Regions from separate parts of the Homo sapiens genome. Here region 1 is linked to region 2. A link is a loop called in an ENCODE intact Hi-C map of the cell type or tissue named here. Cell type or tissue: mammary epithelial cell. All regions are shown on one strand. Links, peaks and the distances in the headings refer to the core of each region. The heading gives the core; the rest is flanking DNA.

Region 1 (11,103 bases), core at 1,911-9,910, 250 kb after region 2:
CCCATCTGATAATTTGTATTTAATTTGCATTTCTCTGGTTATTAGTGATATTAAATTTCTTTTACTTGGTTGGAACATAGGTCAGCAAACAATAGCCCACAGGCCAAATCTGACCCGTGGCCTGTTTTTTATACAGACCCAAGTTAATAATTGTTTTTACACTTTTAAAGGGTTTTAAACAATCAAACAGAAAAGAAAAATATGAGAAAAAGATTATATGGCCTGCAAAGCTTAAAATATTTACTACCTATATCTTTACAGAAAATGTTTAAACCCCTGACTCAGCGTGAAATAATAGTAATTTAAAATAGCAAATGTTATTAATCCTAACTAGAGGGCAGACACAGTGCTAAAGGCTTTGTATGTACTGCTTTATTAAATCTCTGCAGCAATTCTACCAGACAGATATTCTTTCCTGACTATTTCTAAGCTGAGAAAACAGTTCAAAGAGGTTAAGTAACTTGCCCAACATCTCATCTCCTAAGACTGTACATTTAACTACTATGCTAAATTGTATATGATTTTGTTACATTCATACATTAATTTTGACATAACTAAAATCTCTGTTAAGGCTTTATATCCAGAGACATGATGTCTCAATTTATTCACATCTTCTTTTATGTTCCTCTGTAAAGTTTTGTAGTTTTCTTTATAAAGATGCCATGTATCATTAATATTTTCTCCCAGGCATTTTATATTTTTGGTTGTATTATGAATAAGATAATTTCCCATTTCTAGATTTTCGACAGTTATTATTATCTAGGAAAGGAATTGAATCGTGTTATGTTAATTCTGTAACTAGTCATAGTTTTGAACTTCCCTAATAGTTGTAGTCAAATTTCATTTGTTCCCTTTTGTGGTGTCTAGGTAGACAATAATAATAGGTTTGCTACCTCATCTATAATATTAATATTTTTCCCTGTTTAATGATTTCACCAATTGTACTTTCAGAATGATGTTGACAGGCATCCTTGTATTCAGATTCTCTTTTTTTGATACAGCCATGCTCTGTCGCTCAAGCTGGGGTGCAGTGAAACGATCTTGGCTCACTGCAACCTCCATCTCCTGGGTTCAAGCAATTTTTGTGCCTTAGTCTCCTGAGTATTTGGGGCTGCAGGCGCAGCCACCATGCCCAGCTAATTTTTTTTTTTTTTTTTTTTTTTTTAGTAGAGACCGGGTTTCCCCATGTTGGCAGATTGCTCTCGAACTCCTGACCTAAAGTAATCTGCCCGCCTAGACCTCCGAAAGTGCTGGGACAACAGGCGTGGCCTGTATTCAGATTTTTATAGGGATGAGTCTACTCCCTATCATTCAACAAGATCCTGAATGTTGTTTTGTGATAGATGTTAAGGCATGGTAAGAAACTGTTGTCGTACGTACAGAAGAACAATACACACTGGGGTCTTTTGGAGAGTGGAGGGTGGGAGGAGGGAGAGGATCAGGAAAAATAACTAATGGGTACTAGGCTTAATACTTGGGTGATGAAATAATCTGTACAACAAATTCCCATGACACAAGCTTACCCATGCAACAAACCTGCATGTGTATCCCTGAACTTAAAACAACAGTTAAAAAAGAAACTGCTGTCCTATTCTTATTTTACTCAGAATTTATTATTTTGAATTTTTTAAGAATCTTATTAAATACCTTCTGGGTATCTAATGAGATGATTATATAATAAGAGCAAACTATCTTTACATTCTTAAAATGATCTTTATTTGGTCACGGTGTTTGCTAACCTTTAAGAATACTGTTATGGATTCATTTTGTTTGTTTGTTTAAGGATGCTTTGTATTTCAGTCCTAAATGAATTTGCTCTACAGTTTTCTTTCCTTGAAATTTTCTTTCTTTAGTAATGTTAATACTGTAAAATGAATGGTGATATTTTTCATTTCTTTAATGCTTTTGAAAATACCTTTTAAAGCATCTGTAGGAATGATTTGTCTTTCAAATGGATAATCAGTAAAGTTTGTCTATTAAAAAAATATGGGCCCCGTGTCATTTTCAGGGGTAGCTGTTTGGTAGTTCTACTTTCTTACATTCCATAGTTGTTAGATTGGATAACACTTTGAGTCAGCTTTGGTAATTTATTTTCATCAAAAATTTTGACTTTATATATTTATCATGTACAATATGATGGTTTAATATATGTATACATTGTAGAAGCCTAAAATAAGCTAATTAACATATGCATTACCTTACATACTTATCGTTTTTGTGGCGAGAACACTTAAAATTTACTCTCAGCAATTTCCAAGAATAGAAAACATTGTTATTAACAATAGTCACAATGGTGTACAAGAGACATCTTCAGCGTATTCCTCCTATCTAATTGAAATTTTGTATCCTTTGAGCATTTCACCCTACTCTCCTTCTCAACCCAGCCCCAGGTAACTACTATTCTATTCTATGCTTCCATCAGTTCAGTTTTTTAAGATTCCACTAATGAGTGAGATCATGCAGTATTTGTCTTTCTGTGCATGACTTATTTCACTTTATGTAATATACTCTGGATTTATCCATGGCATCACAAATAACAGGATTTTATTCTTTTTTAAGGGTATATAATCTTCCATTGTAGATAGATATATATATACATATATATGTATATACTCACACACATATACATAGTATATGTGTATATGTGTGTCTATAAATATGCAATACACACACGTACAAACTATGTGTATATATATACACACACACCTACACACACACACTATATATGTATATATACCTACACACACATACATACTATATATATATATATATATATACACACACACACACACACATACACACTATGTTTTCTTTGTCCATTTGTTCACTGATGGGCTTAGGTTGATTTCATATCTTGGCTATTGTGAATAATGCTGTAATGAACGTGGGAGCACAGATATCTCTTTGGCATACTGTTCTCATTTCCTCTGGATATGTACCCAGTAGTAGTGGGATTATTGAATCATAAGCTGTTTTACTATAAATCTAAGTATTCTGTTTGCAAGTACATTTTCAACACCCATCCATTCATTCAATATATTTTAATATATATGCATTGACCTCTCCAATGTGCTAAATTCCTGGGGATAAAATGGTGAAAAAGGCATAGACTTTGTCCTCAGGAAGCTTTTATTTTTATGGCAGAGACAGGCAGAAAACAAAGAAAAGATGAATAATCAAAATAATTACAGAATAATCCAAACAATTTGGTGGTAAGGCCACTGAAGGAAAAAACGGTGTATTGGGATAGGAAATGGCAGTGGAGGAGGTGGCTGAGAAGAAGGCAGCCGTGCAGAGCTTGGGTGGCAGAGAATAATGGATACAAAAACTACATATTCCATCTATGTGTCCTAACGTGGGAACAGAACCTAGCATGCTCTGGAAATGTTCAGAGTTGCAGAAGCTGGAGCCTGGTGAGCAATGACATAGGGAGGCATCAGCTGTGGTGGAGCAGAGATGGTACCAGATCTTATAGGGCACATAAGCTTTGCTTATGGGTTTTAATGTTATGTGTAATGCAATGAAAGCCACAGAAGAATATGAAGCAGGGAAATGAAATTATCCAATTTGGGTTTTAAAACATATTTTTTGACAGCAGCATAGAGAACATATTAAGAGCTCTTTAAGGTAGAAGTAGGGAGATCAGCTAGGAAGCTGTTGGGGTAGTCGGGGTGACAGACGATAGGGGATTGGATTAGAATAATTGCCCTGGAGAGGGAGAGAACTGGAAAGTTTCAAGATGTATATTTTGCATATAGAATAGAAAAGTTTGGTTGGTAGATTGAATATGGAGGTTTGAAGGAAGGAGAGGACTAAAGGATATCTCCTAGGCTTCTGGTCTAGCAACTTTGTGGTGCTTTTTGCTGAGTTAGGGAAGACTACATGAAGTGGAACAACATTGAAGAAAATTTTGTTGGGACATGTTAAGTTTGAGATGTGTATGAGATATCTGAGCTGAGATGTCAAATAGCAGCTGGATGGGTGAGTCTAGAGTTCCCTGGAGATATAAACTGACAGTCATAAGTATATACATGGTCTTTTGAGCTACCAGAAAGGGTGCTATTGTATAGGACAACAGGTAAACATATGAGGACCAAGAACAAATCCCAAGGAATTCCAACATTGAAAGTTCAGGTGGAGGTAGAGGCAGCAAAAGAGAGTGTGTGGAAAACTGGGAAGTGGTGATGTTGTGAGGCTGAGCAAGGAGGACCTTACAGGGACCATTTCTGAAGATTCATTGCTCAGTGGCAGTCCTTCCATAAGTGACTTTCTTATTGAGGTTATTATTCTGAATTATTTCTTAGTTGGCTGGAGAAATGTTGTAGTTACTTCTCACGGGGCGAGATCTCAGGTGGAATACTTACCGAGTCGTTGGTATCTGAGACAGTCTTGCTGCGTTACATGTGAATAAACTTTGGTAAATCTCTAAATCCTGGATCCCAACTCCTCAAAACTCAGTTATCCTCTACATGCACATACCGTTGCAAAGATGCTTATGGTCAGTGTGAAATTCAATAATTCTACCAGGCTATTTATAATTATTAGTTCTTTCTAGTGACTATTTTTCTAGTGCAGGACACATTATTTCTATTCTTGATGCAGGATTTTCTTCAGTTTAGGTGTGTTTTTGTCTGTTATCTCTTTTGGATATGGATTGTTTTTCATCTGTAGCAGTCTTGAGAAACACAAATTACCTGTATGTAGGGTTGTGATTGTCTGTTCTCAATCTTCTATCTAATAATTGTCATTGGTTTTTCTTTTCCACTGTATTCTGGGAGGTTTTTTCAAGGCCAAACTCTGTATTTGACTTTCACACAGTTCATTTTGTTCTCTGGAGCTTATTAAACACTAGAAATTTTAATGAATTAAGTATTGACATTCCATTATTACCTGTTTCATTTCAAATCATTCCTGATCTCACATGCCTGCCTTTGCACTTCTGCTCATCAATTAGTTGGTTCTCTTTCATCTCTGTCCTTTGACTTACTGTCTCAATTTGCATCTTTATTTTTGTAGAAACAATGTTTCTTCCAGCTTGTATCTGAAATACTTTGCCTGCACTAAATGTTATAAAAATGTTTTCTGCCTCTGACCTTGTTGACTCCAGTTAAAGATTTCTTTTACAGGCCCTACTATCTATATCTATTTTCCACTTATTTCTTCTCTTAAATAGTGAGCATTGTGACCAAGCATGAGATTATCTCTGGAAATAGGGAGAATTATTGTTGGGTTTCTTGATTTGTTTGGATACAGATGGACACCTGCCTTTAAGCAGAAATCTCAAAGCTAATTCGTGATCAATTACTTGACAGAAGCAGGAGAAAAAGTGAAGTATTCACTTACCACGAACAATGGTGCTATTGAGAAATGTCCTCTGGAGATGCTCCATTCGGTATTGCCACATAATATCTGTTCATTATCCCACTGCCTCCACTACCTTGGCATTTTTCCTGGAATTTTGCTTACTCATAGGATTTTCACCTGGAAATTTTCTATGCCTCCTTAGCCCCAGAGTGTTTGAGAGGCCTTGGGGCTCCACCTTGAACTTTCTGTGATGAGTCATCATTAGTCGGTCTTCCTTAATCTACCTAGCAGAAGTTCCTTGGTGCTTCTGACATGTTCATGACTCTCTTTTCTAGTTCCCAATGTTGATGCAGTCCTCCCATTTTATCTTATTAAAATTATTGTTTTTAGAATTGGGGGAGGGGTTGGTGATTGGGGAAGTAATCATGTGCTCAAGTTCACATCATTCTCTACTCCCTGTTCTACATTATTTTTAACAATAGAATATTATACAGCCATTAAAATTACTTGCTAACTGCAATATATAAATGTTTTCTGTAGTATAATCTTAATTTCATTGAAAATAGTTCCATATATTTGAGCTCTACATAAGTAAACAAAAGGGCTAAAAGTAATATCCATAAAACATTACTCGTGGTTATTTCTAGGGTATAAAATTATAGGTGACTTTTACTTTCTTCTTTGTAACCGGGTATATCTCTCTAAATTTTCTATACTAAATACGTATAACTTTTAAAGCTATAAAATGAACTGGCAGTTTCAAATGTCATGTACTCCAGGCATCAGCCACAGGGACTTTTCATTCCTTTCCTAATACAGTATATTCTTTGCTAGATCCTAGTTTGGAAAGTGGTTTGTCTTTGTTATTGTTTCTGTGTGGCTCACTACAATCCTTTCTTCCCCTGAGTGGTGGGGCACTCACAGGGCTTAGTTAGAGTTCCCTCCCTTTACTTCCTGGGCATGTTTCTCTCTCATAAGAGAAGAAACTAGGAGACTTCCATGTGTGCATGCCTCAGACCTTCTGTTTTACCTTATCTAGAGCAGAAAATGTTTGAAATTTCTAATATGTGGGTGACAACCTTTCTTATTTTCAGGCTGCATTTTCCCATATAAGTGTGTTTTGAGAAAATTTTGCTAAAGCATTTGAAAAACTTTGAATGGCATGCTGGTTACTCAGTGGGTGACAGTAATACATGTTGAACAAAAATTTATTTTTTGGGGGGGGAAATTTTTCTCTTTAATAGAAATGAAAGGCTATTTACTGTTTCCAAAATATATATAAATTTATGAAAGGGGAAGAAAAGTTACATTTAATGCGTTTCTCCTGTGTATGCTTAAAATAGTTAAAAAATGTTTTGTTATGGAAAATTTGAAATATATGCAAAGGTAAAGAGAATAATATAAACTCCCAGATATTCATCACCCAGCTTCAATAATTATTATCCCCTTTCTGATTCAAGGACAGCTATACTTTCACTTTTTTTCCTATAGTATATTTCACAAATCTCAGACATTTCACATAAATGCTTAATATGTCTGTAACATATAAAGATGTTTAGAAAAAATTAGCCACAATGCCATTATTGCACATGACAAACCAAAGAAACAAGTTACTAATATTACCTACCATCTATTTATATTGAAATCTCCCCAGTTATTTTTTTAAAAAATTCTTCTGTAGTTGGTTTGTGTTGTAGTTTGGATATTTATCCCCACCCAAGTCTCATGTTGAAATGTAATTCCCAGTGTTGGAGGTGGGGCCTGGTGGGAGATGAATGCATCGTGGGGGCAGATTTCTCATATGTGGTTTAACACCATCCCCTTGGTGCTGTCCTCATGATAGTGAATTCTCATGAGATCTGATTGTTTAAAAGTGTGTGAATACCTCCCATCCTTCTCTCTCTCTTTCTCTCTCTTGCTCCTGCATTTGCCATGTGATGTGCATGCTCCTCCTTTGCTTTCTGCCATGATTATAAACTTCCTGAGACCTCCCTGGAAGCCGAGCAGATACCAGAACCATGCTTCCTGTAAAGCCTGCAGGATGATGAGCCAATGAAACCTCTTTTCTTTATAAATTACCCAGTCTCAGGTACTTATCTATAGCAATACAGAAATGGCCTAATAGAGTTTGCTTAAATCAGGATCCAAACAAGTTTCATACATGGTATCTTTGTCCTCAGGCTGCTATAACAAACCACCTTAGTCTGGGTAACTTATAAACAACAGAAATTTATTTCTTATGGTTATGGAGCCCACACAGTCCAAGATCAAGGTGCTAGCATATTCGGTGTCTGAGGAAGGTAAACTTCCTCATAGGCTGTGCCTTCTAGCTGTGTCTTCACATGGTAGAAGAGGCAAGGCAGTTCTCTGGGTCTTTTTTATAAGAACACCAATCCCATTGAGTAGGAGATAATCTAATCACTTCTACCTGCCTCCCTGCCACTTCCTAATACAATACCATCAGCTTGGGTTTGGGATTTCAAAATATGGATTTTGGGGAAACACAAATATTCAGACCATAGCACTCAGCATCTGGCTGATATGTCTCTCTCTCTTTAATCTTTAAGTGCCCTTCTACACTTTTTGTACCATTGATTTTTGTTAAGGAAACCTGACCACTTACCATGAAGCATATTCTATATTTTGGATTTGGCTGGTTGCTTCCTTGTAATGTTTTTAAGCCTTTTGCTATTCCTTATATTTAATGACAGTGATTTTTAAAGAAAGTTTTGTCACTGTTTTACACATCATAAAACTGTGCCTCAGAGAATTTAAGTAACTTATCAGTGGCAGAGCTGGGATTTAAATACTCATCTGCCTGATTTTAAGACCCAGACTCTCTCTACAATACCTTACTTCATAAATATATAGTTACTTAAAAAAGGAACAAGGATGTGGAAAGGAAGAAGAGAGATGGGGAAAAGCTGCAGAATTTTGTTTCCATTGTAGAATTTTATCATGGTACAATGTGAGGTAAGGAGAAACCAGAATAACTCAGTTTTTGGCTATCAGTTTGTATACTCTTTCTTTTTATCACATGTTCACAATGTCTGGAATTCAGAGGCTTTTTACATTCCCAGTAAATGATTCTGTTGCACTGAAAGAATGAATGCAGAAAGTAGGTTTTACTAAAGATCTTGTGCAGCTGGAGCAATGTTTAACATCGCCATGCCGCGTGTATTATTTGCAAGGGCAGGTGTAACAAAGTGCCACAAACTGGATATCTTCGAGAACAGAACAGAAATGTATTGTCTCACAGTCGGGAGGATAGGAGTCTGAAATTATGGTGTTGGTAGGGTTGATTCCCTCTGAGGGCTATGAGGGAAGGATCTGTTTTGTGGCTTGCATATGGCCATCTTGATTTACATATTAGCCTGTATGTGTCTTCATATCTCAAATTCTCCTTTATATAAGGTCACCAGTTATATTGGATTAGGGACCACCCCCCCCCAATGACCTCATTTCAACTTGATTATTCCTATAAAGACCCTATCTCCAAATAATGCCATATTTTTATGTGCTGGGGTTTAGGACTTCAACCTATGAATTTGGGAAGGATACAATACAACCCATCATAACATGAAACACATATTGCAGCACATGGAGTCACAAAGCTTGTGTATTTCCTCCAGGTCCTTCTACCCTTGCCACCATCCTTCCTCCTGAAACAGCAAGCTTCATTACAAATGCATTTCTCTTCTTGTTTCCTGGAAGCAACTCCATACATTTCTCTTTGTCCCAGGTTCCAGGGCCCTGTTTCCAAGAGGGTTTTCAAAGCATTCAACCTACAAAGAATCCTCCTCAGGACGATTTTTATATTAGTGTCAAGCTAGGCAAAAACTAATTGCCAGTTCCAGGCTTTTGAAATTCAAATACATGAAAACCTCGATTGAGGACAAGCTTGAGTAGTACCTAAACCTGAAAATATTTTGTGAGCCAGAAAGAATCATTCTCATTTGTTATGAGGAAAAACCCAACATTCAATAAACTGTGGTTTAATCAGTTTTATACATATATTTTTTTATTTCTTTAGATTTTATTTTACTTAATTCTAGTTGTTGGCAATGTTACCAATGTTCAGCTGCTTTTATGAAAGATATTACTTCTTATTTTTATAAAGCTGATGAATGAAGAAATGTACTGTTCTAATTCAGCACACTATGACTGCAGTTTAAACCTGGAGGCTTTCAGCTTACACAGTGATACCTCTCCTAAGTGGATCTCCTAAGTACATTCATGCTTCTTTGAAGGGAGTAAATAAACATTGGGAGCTTTGGATCTAGACATTCCAAATAAAAATGGTAAAAGACACCTCAGTGGAGGAACGTAGAGTCATAAATGACCTAGAATTTCAAAATATTTTAAAGTGTGTGGAATAACTTTTGACTTAAAAAGATTTTATTTTTTTTTAACCTGGAGTTACTTAAGCTAGTATTCCTTGAAGTACTTTTCCTGGCTATCCAGGAAAACAGGGCTAGTTCAGAAGTGGGTCAGTTGTTAGGTAGATACTAAGAATTAAAAAGAATGCTACAAATAACCCACAAACTGGATCATCTGCATGAATAATCTAGAGTTGTCTGAGATTAGAATTAGTGAAATCTAGTGACTATAGGAATATTTCACATAATTTGTGTAGGAAAATCTCCTGCAACCTACAGAAATCCAATCATTTTTGATCTGTTATTTTCTCTCAAGAAACCTTGCACACATCAATGAAGTTTCAGTTAAAAACAGCACTCTAGGAATAAAGCTGCTCCATTATCTCAAGCTCTGCCACTATCCTGCGTGTCAATACTCAGACCAGAAACCTTTTTCTAACGTTGATGGATGCGCTGTGTCTCAGTGTGTATGTGCCTATAGTTAGATTTTGCTTTTAAAAAGGAGCCATTAACCATGCTTATTTCAAAGTGTTTTCCCTTTTTTATCTGCGCTATCAAGCTGATGTTTAACTATTTCACAACATGTATTTCTCTAAAGTGTAGCAAAGGTGAACCAGAATTCTCTTTAGCAATGAATTTTATTTTGAATGATACAGAAAGTGTCTCCCATATGTTCAGAAAAGTAAATTATTATAGAGATTTTTTTTCCGTCAAGTCTGATCACTCAGGGGACAGCAATCTGGGGTCTAGAAAATTGTAACTGATGTCTGGAGATTACCAGTATTTAAAGCTAGTCTCTTTGGTTGAACCATATAAAACTGCCAATACTATACTATTCTTTACCTATTTCATATGTTATATGGTCTGGCTCTGTGTCCCCACCCAAATCTCACCTTGAGTTGCAATAATCCCCACATGTCCAGAGTGGGACCTGGTGGGAGGTAATTGAATCATGGGGGTGGGTTTTTCCTGTACTGTTCTCATGAGATTTGATGGTTTTAAAAAGGGGAGTTGCCCTGCACATAGTCTCTTGCCTGCTGCCATTAAGATGTGCCTTTGCTCTTCCTTTGCTTTCTGCCATGAATGTGAGGCCTCCCCAGCCACGTGGAACTGTGAGTCCTTTAAATTTCTTTCCTTTATAAATTACCCAGTCTCAGGTTTGTCTTTGTTAGCAGCATGAGAACAAACTAATACAATATGGTTCATAATTTCTTTAATTTGAAGAATTATATGTTATATTTTGACTGAAAATAGGAAAAAAGTGTTACTTAAAGGCAAGTAGAACAAATAAAGGGTCAGTAACAGGTTTTTTTTAAAAATGAAAAAATAGATTTTATTAACTATTTCTGCGACTCAGTTCATAATTTTAAGAAGCACACCTTAATGTCAGAGAATGAACTTTTGCCTTGGTCCAGTCTAA
Region 2 (11,103 bases), core at 1,665-9,664:
AGGTGAAATGGGCTTTGGTTGAAATTCTCTTTGGTAACGATAGTACTATTTTTCAGCATAGAGAAAAGGAAGAATACTGTTGGCCTTTGGTTGAGAGATGCAGATTCTAGAGCCTACATTGACTCTGACAAGTTGTATGGTCTTAGACAAGTCACTTAACTCTGGATTCTGTCTTGTCATCTGTAAAATGAGAATGTCAGGCTAGATGATGTTTAGGATCTCTTCCTGCTCTTAAATTCATTTTGTATGATTCTAAGTCAGAAGAAATATTTACATAACAATGGAAAATTGACCAGTTTATCTTTGTGGCAATTGAATTGGTTTGGAGAGTTCTTGATTGGTGAAGGAAGGTCTTAATGGTTCAAATTTATTCTTAAATGAAATGCATGGTTTCCAGAGTGCATAGCACACAGTATTTAATAATATTCTACCCTTTCAGTTTCTTTCCTTTATCCCTCGTGTTAATAATTCTTTGACAAAATTTAAGTTCTTTTTGGCTGAGATCAGAAACTGTGTCATTTAAAAGAAATGTAATAAAGATTTAGACCCCTTCTTTGGTACCCAATCCCTTGTTGGTCTTGTTGTTTATCTGTTTTGCCACCAGATAGCAGAATTACTCTGGTTATAATCTTTTTATGACTTAGATGGGCTTACTTATTGAAAGCTCTCAAAGAAATATAGGAGAGGAAGTTCTCCTTACCTCATTATCTGAGGATGATTGATACCGGAGAGAAAAAGTCTTCTGAAAGTTAATCCACTTAAAAATGCTGGTTAGCCAAGCACAGTGGCTCACATCTCTAAGGGCCACACTTTGGAAGGCCGAGGTGGGCAGATTGCTTGAGCCCAGGAGTTCGAGACCAGCCTGGGCAACATAGCAAGACCCCCATCTCTACCAAAAAAAAAAATTAGCCAAGTGTCATGGCGTGCACCTAAAGTCCTAGCTACTAGAGAGGCTGAAGTGGGAGGATCACTTGAGGCCAGGATTTTGAGGCTACAGTGAGCTGAGATCACACCATCACACTCCAGCCTGAAAAAAAAAAACATCCTGGCAAAAGTCAGATTAGGAAAAAATGACTTGAGTGAGGCTTTATCTTAAAAAAGAAAATTAAGAATTATAAAAATATACACAATTGTTCTTACATTTAGCCAAATTTAAATTTTATTTTCAACTAAATATCGAAAGATGAATCAAATTTTTTCCCTGTTTTGGACAGAATTCAGCTTGTGCTTTGCTAGCTCAGCTCTGCCCCCTGGAGGAGGAGTTGCTATCTTGGTTTATTTGCATAGTGCAATCATAAAAGTAATCTTTGTAAAATTACTCAAGAGTTTTATCAGTTTTTGCAAGAGTATCCCTTAAGCCTTTGACATTTGAATGCGTCTCTTTGGAAACACTTGTGTCATCATACTTATTGATGTTTCTCCTCTCCAATTGTTGACTTGTTTAACTTTGTTTTGGTTACTGTCTTTGCATACAGTATGAACAGTTTTATCAAAGCACTTTCTTTGACTTCATGGAATCCTGGATCTTATGCAGGATATGCAGTTCTACTTTGTTGTTGATTACAAAAGTGTGTTAACTGAAATATGGAACTAGACTTTAAAGAGGAAAGGATTTTTTTTTTTAAAGGAAAAGCTTTATGTTGCATTCAGTCAGCCTAAAATCTCTCTCTCTTGCTAACAAAATTATGTAGGCATTCAATGTTTCTTTGTTTCTTTGTTTAAAGACATTTTCAAATTTGGTTTTGGTTTCATTTATCAAAAGTTTACAAAAGTATTACATGCCTGTAATCCTAGCACTTTGGGAGGCCGAGGAGGGTGGATTACTTGAGCTCAGGAGTTTGAGACCAGCTTGGGCAACACGGTGAAACCCCGTCTCTACTAAAATACAAGAAATTAGCCAGGCGTGGCTGCGTGCGCCTGTAATCCCAGCTACTCAGGAGGCTGAGGCAGGAGAATTACTTGAACCTGGGAGGCGGAACTTGCAGTGAGCCGAGATCACGCCACTGCACTCCAGCCTGGGCAACAGAGCGAGACTCCGACTCAAAAAAAAAAAAAAATATCCTGTATTTGTGAACTGTTGCTATAAGCATACTGTAAAAGAAGCCATCCCCAAATTCAGTGGTTTTAACACAACAATCATTTATTCTCATGGATTTGCAGGTTGTCTGGGTGTTAGCTGATATACAGTGAGCTTGACTGGTGTAGAAGGGATTTTTTTTTTTTGAGATGGCGTCTCGCTCTGTCGCCCAGGCTGGAGTGCAGTGGCACAATCTCGGCTCACTGCAAGCTCCGCCTCCCGGGTTCACGCCATTCTCCTACCTCAGCCTCCTGAGTAGCTGGGACTGCAGGCGCCCGCCACTACGCCCGGCTAATTTTTTGTATTTTTAGTAGAGACAGGGTTTCACCGTGTTAGCCAGGATGGTCTCGATCTCCTGACCTCTTAATCCGCCCACCTCAGCCGCCCAAAGTGCTGGGATTACAGGCGTGAGCCACCGCGCCCGGCCAGAAGGGATATTTTTAAAACATTTTTGATAATTCTTTAAAACATAAATTCATTAGGGAATATTTTTGTACTGTGGCATATATTCTTTCTATGAAATAAATTTCAACACTGCCTGGGTTCAAATCCTGGTTCTGCTCCATAAGAAGTATGTTATCATACAGAATTTATCTAATTTTTCAATGCCTTCATTTCTTCATCTATCAAATGGGGATAATAACAGCATTCACTTCACTGGATTTTATGAGGACTGAATGAGATAACAGATAATTGCCTGGCACATACAGAATGTTTACAAAATGTTAGCTTTTCTTTAAGAGAAAAAATATCTCTGCTTGTGATTAAAAGGCTTATGAGTTGGTCAAAGGGGGAGAGAAAAATCATGGAGTTAGAGGAAGAGGCAATATTTGAATTTCTCTGATCATATAAATAAAGAGAGCCAGCAGAACCAATATTTTACTGTATTTAATAAAACTTATACAGTGTCATTTATTATGTGCCAGACTCTTCCTAGGAGCTTACCAAATATTAACTTAATTATTATATCAACCCTTGGAGATAGAGATGATTATTATCTCCATTTTATAGATGAGAAAACCCTAGCACAGAGAGGTTATAAAACTTCCTCAAGGTCACACAGCTAATAAATGACAGAGCTGAGGTGCAAATGCATGGGAGTCTGGAGGCAAAGTGTGTAGTTTTAGGTCATGGTGCTTTTCTATTGCAGGGAGCAGCACAGAGGAGGCCACGCCAAGGTGTTATATTGTCCCAAATGTACTTATTTGATTTATATGTTATAATTTTTAAGATTTGACTTTATTCTTCTAAACCTGAAGATTTGAAGCAATCTTCTTTTCTGTGATCATTTTGTCATGTGCTGTACCCCCTATCCATATTTCAGGATGAGAAAGAGATTCCATGAGACTTAACTACAGGCTGGTGGGGAATCACTTCATGAAGGGGTGGAGAGGGGGAGAACTGTCTTTCCTGGGTTTGCTGACTTCTCATTCTTCTTAATACAAGGAGAAGAGTCAGGATCACTATATCAGTTATTTTTGCTTTTCAGTAATAGAATTTTTATTGCTAACTTAAGGAATATGGAATCAGTGAAAACAAACTAAGTTTTTACATCTAACTCTATCCTGTAGAGAGAAAACACACCATGCTAATAAATCTTCTATATTACAAATATACCCACACAGGCAAAGGATGATGTTTGTAAATCTAATTACATTGAATTTCACTTTTGTACCTTTTTGGGAGCATGGTTCAGGCACGAGGAACATGCAGTTCTGAAATGCTGTCCCGTGGGTCAGCATTACAGGTACAGGTAATTGGAAATTTTAGTTCTGAGATTATGACTTATAATAAACTTAATTGAAGCTCTAAAATGCTCAGCCACATAAAACTGCAATTGTCATGGGCAGGCTGGTGAACATGCGTAGTGATGCTCAGTATTTGAAATTATGTGTTTTTATTTGGTTTTGTTTGTATCTCAGCTGAAGGAGCTTTCTTTGATCCAACAAAGATAGGGTGGTTTTTATTAAAAATTTAACACGTATCTCACAGCAATATTTACTTTAATGTGGTAAATCAAGAAATTCTTCTATTTCTGAATGAGATATGTTGGTAAGATAAACTCAATGCTGTAAAATAAATATTAACTTTGTAATGAAAACTACAGAATACCTTATCTGATACATTGTATCTGCATTTCTCTAAGGAGATGAGACATCCATGCTTCTTGCTCTACCTTGCATGAGAGGTAATGGTTTAGATTTTAATCCTTAATTATCTGTCCTAGCTCACTTTATAGTGACATCTCATCCTGTGTATTCTTCAACTTCTAATTTTAAAAATATTGAATATGTTTGCTCATGCAAGAGACTAGCTGATGTGAGAGTTACAAAAGCACCATCAGGCACTTTTACATGCAATAGTCCATGGAGGAAATGCTAATGTCGGTAGGCAAAATTCATTAGTTGAAAAGGAGATTTTGAAAGTTTTAAAGTTAAAAAAAGTCTTATAGGAACTCTGGTGAGCACAACCTAAAATCCAATTAGCAAATGTCAGAGTGGAGTTCAAAGGACATCTGTGATAGTTTTGATAAAGTTACTGCTCTGGAAAGAACTGAGATATACTACTCCTCGCCACGGTGATTGTTCACGTGTGGGTACCTTCACTCAGTGGCACCAGTTATGAATCCTGTAAGTGACCTATTAATAACTGTAATACGAATGAAATGTGCTGCCTAGAAAATAAGGTTGCCTGGCTCTCATAAAATACCATTTTCTTTTCATAATTTACGGGATATGTTGTCCAAAGAGATGAAGTATTTCACGTTGGTCAGTTGTGCCTCTGCATAGGTCTAATACCATGTGGAATATTTTTAATGGTTGACTGATAAAACATTGTTTCCTGCAACTCAGCCCTTTTGTGATTGTAAACATCAAGGCTACAGACACAATTTCTTACCTGGTTTACCTCTCCAGTAGTTACAAATACTATTAGAGACTCAAATAAAGCAAGCAAACAACTTTCAGTATGTGCAATTAATGTGTGAAAAATTCAGAATTAAAAGGTGTGGCCCTTGCTTTCAAGGGGCTGATAGTCTTGGAAGCAAAAAATGAAGTCCCTGCAATAATTATGTTAATCAACCAATCCTATCGATTTTTACATATGTAACGTATATAGGGAATCATCCTCAGAGAGAAATAAGTTTCTGATTTTCCCTCAGGGTTCATGTGTTTTTAGTTAGGTTGGTGCAAAAGTAATTGCGGTTTTTGCCATTACTTTTAACGGCATGAACCTCGAGGTTGATCATATGATCAAGCTTTTAACATTCTGTATAAAATAATATTGCAAAAATTCTATTTGGTATCCTCCATGTGTTTAGCCTTGGTCTCCTTTGACACACACCATGTGCTTTCTGTCTAGGATATTTGCATCTCCTTCCTGGGCAGGGCAAACCTGCACCTTTCCTGTACCTAGCCTATGAGAGTTATGACAAGGGTGGTTGAAGTCTTAGAATAAGATAAAGACAGACACAGATGAGCACATTATGTGCTCTCTTATCATGGCTGGATTTTAGGTGGGGACAGAAAGTGAAGAGATTTGGGCTTGCAGATTAGGCCGCAGGATAGTGGAGGGGGCTGGGTGCATGCATATGGTGATATGGATGATCATCAGACTGCAAGCCATCCTTTATTGTGGTGCTTTGTTTATGTTTCTATCTTCCTTACCATACCCTGAGTTGTTCTGGGTGAGAGGGAATATAATTGTCATCTGTAGGTCAAAAAAAGGTGGACTATCAGCAATCACAAATGATTCAAACTGAATCTAAGGTACTGCTTGAGATGGTGACAGATTGAATTTTTCCCACCACACTCTCCCCTTCCTAGCAGTATGACCTCAGGTAAGTCTGTTAATCTGTATGAACCTTATTTTCTATACTTATAAAATGGGATAAAGCATACACTTCCTCATGGAGCTGCTGGGATTATTAAATTATTAATCAGTAATGAATATGTATTTGTGCCTGGCATACAATGAATACGCTGTAAGTAACGTCTATGACATCTCTTATTCTTTCTGCTTCTGAGCCTACCACCCTCCCCTGCTTGTACTAGGCGCTCAGTAAAAGTTTGTTGGATGAAAAACAGCCACGATGAAACCTATGGTTATGGTAAATGCCCAACAAATACTTGCTGCATGAGTGAGTGGTTCTTGTCCTAGATCAAATGGCCCAGAGAACCACCTGGGAGTTACTCATCTCAAAGTTAGCCCTGAGAATTCTAGCCTGCGGGAGCTCCACTTCAAACAGGGATTCTCATGAAAAGCAAATCAAAAGTGAATTTGAAAGAGAGGCAAAATACATTGTTTCTTATTAGGCTTGCTGTTTGATTTTCATTAGGCATCCTGCCTGATTCGTATTAGGACTGCCCTGATTTCTTTTGGTCCTGGTCACTTAGGGTCAGTGCTCATGTGCTAATAATGATGTCATTATTTGATTTTATTACATACATGATACAGGTAATGATTCAGGGTTTATTCCAGAAACTAATCCTAAGCACCTAATGCTGATTGGTTTAATGATACAAAAACTAATTTGGAAAGAATGGAAGGTTTCCTGGGGCACAGCTGATGATGTGTATGTGAAAAGCCTTCATTTCCCCCATTTAAAGAATGGAAACAACATGCAATTACATGTTCTTCGATGAGGTGTTTTCTTTGAAATGGTAGAACTTGGAAACCATCCATATGAGAAAGGTGGAAAAATTTAAGTAACTGTGCCAAGATTCGTTTTCCTTTTTTATTTCCTTTATTATTGTTATATTTATTCTTGGCTATAAATATATGCTTTCTCATTTTTCTCCTCTTTCTTTTAATATGAAAACCTAATGGGGAGACTGATGAGATTGGCCAAGTCTGTGAAATTAAAATGAACTTTGTAATTATGTTTATCAGCTTGGGGTCAATGACATAGAAATTCTGTAAGCTATAAATGTAAATATGAACATGAATTCCATGTGCTGAATTCATTCATGCAGAAGGCGGGCCCATTCCTGCTCTCTGCCATCACCCACCTCCCACCAGTTAACAATTAGTGAGTTAAATAAGCCACCTTGGGGTTCTTTGTGTCTGTTTTACTCGGCACCATGTGGTGCTTATCCAAGCTCTTTAAGAGAGATTTGTGCTTGGATCTGATCCGTGTGATGCATTAAGAAAGATGAGAAACTGGCCATTTCTTTCTTTTAATGTGTTTCCTTACGATGGGATGGAGTAGGAGAGCACACAGATTGACCCCAGTCACTCACCGTAGGCATCATTCAAGTACTAGCTTCACTGACTTGAGCTTAACTTGAGCCTTAATTAGGTGAGCAAATTACCCACTATCTCTGTTATTTTGATTTTCGAAATCACCTTCATCTCACAATCCCTGATTTCTACCCAATCGTAAGTCCACTGCTTGCACTTACCTATTCCCGACTGTCTTGCTAGAAGTTATTTAATAATTAGGAAAATACTACCTCTTTTGACATGTATTCTCTTTCCTTTCAATGGTAAAAATTTCATTTCTTAACCATTTTTGAGGTTTTTTTCATGTTTATTTTCTCCATCAAGGTTCTTTTTGAACCTGGAAGGGGAGATCATAAATATGGCAGTTAAAAGTAAGAACATGAGCTCTGTTTCTTCTCTTTTCTAAGGGAGGCTCTGTCTGGATCTTCTCTCTCCTGTTTTTACCGAACTCCAAAATGGCCTGTTCCCCCAATTTCTTATTCCCTCGTCACTGTTTTTGAAGTTTGGCATTCTATCTCTATTTTTCATTGTCAAATATTAATTTCCCCCAATTTCTGTATCTGTTCTTAAGTGCTATGAGCCAGAAAAACAAAGAACACAGTGAGCATAAGGGAAGGAAAGAAGAACTGAGTCCCGGGACTGAGCTCAATCCCTGAGCTTGTTACCACCTTGCTGGATATTTTTGGACCAGCTGTGACCACTCATGGCTCCCAGTCCTCATGTGTAAAATGAGGGGCTCAAAGTGGAGCATCCGGGGTCATTTCTATTGATATTCAATAATTTTCTCATCTATAAAATGGCCAAATGAATAGGACTTGCCTTATATCAACTTAGGACTAAATTAAATCATATACACAGACACACATATACATGCATACATACATATATATGTACACACATACATGCATACATACATATATATGTACACACATACATATATATACTTTTAACATGTCTGCAACAGGATAAGAGATAACGAACTCAACAGCAGAAAAACCCTGAGATAGAGCTAATTGGGTATATTCCTCTGTCCAGTCCTGTTCACAACTAAAGTTCTTTTCTAGTAAAGGAGAAAGTGAGGGAGGGGAGGAGAGGCCTGGGTCAGGGAAGAGAGTCCTTAGGCAGGTCCCTGAGTCCCCAGTATTCTTCTAACCCATTCATCTTGGATCAGATCAACAAAAGTTTCCAACTAAGCAGCAGAACCCTCAAATCACTGCCACTTATCCTGTCCCCCCATTATGTAAGGCAGAGTGGACAACTCTGATTATCAGGAAGCAGCAAGCAGCAGCTAGAAAAAGGTTGGATTTGGATTCTGCAGCCAAACCCTGGAACAACCCAGCTAGCTCTGCAGGCTCACTCAGTCACTTGATGAACCTCATAATAACACAACTCTGCATTTGATAAATTTCAAGTTTTAGACCCCATTTATCATATTTAATTTATATCTGGGTGTCTTATTCCATTTAGTGTTGCTATAAAAGAATACCTGAGGCTGCGCAGTTTATAAAGAAAAGTTTATTTGGCTCACAGTTCTGCAGACTGTAGAAGAAGTATGGCATCAGCATTTGCCTTTGGTGAGGGCCTCAGGCTGCCTCTACTCATGGTGGAAGGTGAATGGGAGCCAGCATGTGCAGGGATCACAAGGGAAGCAAGAGAGAGAAGGAGGTGGTGCCAGGCTCTTTTCAACAACCAGTTCTCATGGTAACTAACAGAGAACTCACTCACTCTCTCCCACCTCAGGGAGGGCATTCATCTATTAACAAGAGATCTGCCCCCATTACCCAAACACCTCCCGTTAGGCCCTATCTCCAACATTGGGGATCAAATTTCAACATGAGTTTTGGAGGGGACGAATATCCAAACTATAGTCCTTGGTGAAAGATGAAATAAATACATGAACAGAGAAAGTTGTTATATATTCCCTACATCAAAGGCTCTAAGCTTAGATAGCCTCTTCATTATTGTTTTCGTGTCTGGTTTCTTAGATATAGTATCATTCAAGACTATTTTGGTTCCAAGTTATAGAAGTCTAACTCAAATTAGCTTAAACCTTAAAGGGAATTTATTGGCTCAAATATTTGAAAAATCAGGCACAGCTACATTCAGTGACTCAAAAAAGGTCAGATAGAGCTTGGCCTTTTTTTCTTCTCCTTTTCCATATCCCTTGTCCAAATCTACTCTTCTATGTTAACTGGAATTCCAGACAAAAACTTGCCTGTGGCAACCCCTTAGTAAATTCAGGCCTACACTCCACTAGCTTCAAATCCAGCAGATAGAGAACTTTTCTTGCAAAAGATTATTTCTCACTGGACTGACTAGGGTCACATGCTTTTTTTCCCCATGCAGTCAGTTCGTCCAATCCAGTCACTACCCAACTCCTGGGCTGGGGTCAACCCTACCTCAACCAAATGGGCTTAGGTAGGAGTAGGTTGGTGTTCCAAAAGGAGATTGTTCTTGTGACATGGTCCTTGCAGAAGGGCAAATGAATGCTGAGCAGGCAAAAACAACAGATCTCTTTACTGGGATTCAGAGATTTAAAAAAAGAAAAAAAAAAGCTTTCAATTGTTCAGCTGAGTATTCAGAATAAACCCTAGTTTCTAGCTTAAAGCCTTGCAGATGACAGCATTTAAAGTGACAATTATGAACACAGAAATATGTTTATGGTATAATAAGTAGAAAAAAGTAGAAAGCAAGCTTTATGTTCACAATGGTCATAATGACACAAATTAAATATGGAAAGGAAATTTAAAATATGAAAATACTTATTTTAGTTTAGATCAGAATGTTTATAGATGATTTTTCATTTAAAAAAGATCTTGAATTTGGCCGGGCACGGTGGCTCACGCCTGTAACCCCAGCACTTTGGGAGGCCGAGGCGAGTGGATCACTTGAGGCCAGGAGTTCAAGACCAGCCTGGCCGACATGGTGAAACCCTGTCTCTATTAAAAATACAAAAATTAGCCAGGCGTGGTGGTGGGTGCCTATAATCTCAGCTACTTGGAAGGCTGAGGAAGGAGAATCCCTTGAACCTGGGAGGCAGAGGTTGCAGTGAGCCGAGATCATGCCACTGAACTTCAGCCTGGGCGACAGAGCAAGACTCCATCTCAAAAAAAAAAAAAAAATCTTGCATTTGTCTATACGGTTTTCAAAAAAAAAAAAAAAGAAGAAGAAGGAGAAGAGAAAGCTCAGTGAATGAAGCTCAGTGAATGAATGAAAGTGTATCTCATTAGATGGAAATGTGTTTGTGTGCAGTTCATCATGACATCATGACAGTGGCCTTCAGTGTATTAGTAGTAGCTTTGAGAGAGAACCCCGTGCCCTTCATAGCACAGTGCCTGGGTCAAATGTTCTGCTTTCTCTCATACTGAAGACTGGCCCACCATTTCACTGAATTTAGACATTACCAAGATATTATACTTTTATTCAATCTTATCAGATATTCATCCTTCACATTTTCTAACCTTGATGTTCCTCTTTTTGAGTTCTGTTTTCTCCCACAGCATAGAATTAACTTACCCAATTCTTTTCTTCTACCTTTGCCCCAGAGTTGCACTGCTCAATTGTAAGTTCTTTATTAGGGGCAGTCATGGGACAGGCAAGTTAGGATCAGAATGGCACCTCAGCAATGCCACCAGGTTCCCAGGCTCTCTACATTTTCCCATTCTGCTGTCCCAACTTATGAGTTGTACTTGGAAGCCAGCCTATTAAGATTTTAAAAAGTCATTTGGCTATTTATTTCTATTTAGGTTTCCTGATATTACCCACTTTAAAGAAAAAAAGAGTATGAGTCAACTAATTTCATA

The links. Peaks named below come from ENCODE experiments on the same cell type or tissue, not always from the same donor. Only the 100,000 strongest peaks of a DNase experiment are listed, where the experiment ranks them.
Region 1: a loop joins it to region 2, with 2.2 times the contacts of the local background. A loop is called at or near these places in 2 of 110 quality-filtered maps.

The regions. Positions count from the first base shown.
Region 1 is chr13:72,385,471-72,396,573 of GRCh38, reverse strand. No RefSeq gene overlaps it. Among named protein-coding and RNA genes, the nearest start is that of MZT1, 340 kb to the left of the region's middle. In mammary epithelial cell, for the core only: no CTCF peak of the experiment used is centred there; a DNase peak (open chromatin) is centred at 5,493; H3K27ac peaks cover 488 bases.
Region 2 is chr13:72,633,749-72,644,851 of GRCh38, reverse strand. No RefSeq gene overlaps it. Among named protein-coding and RNA genes, the nearest start is that of MZT1, 88 kb to the left of the region's middle. In mammary epithelial cell, for the core only: no CTCF peak of the experiment used is centred there; DNase peaks (open chromatin) are centred at 6,241 and 6,621; H3K27ac peaks cover 2,053 bases.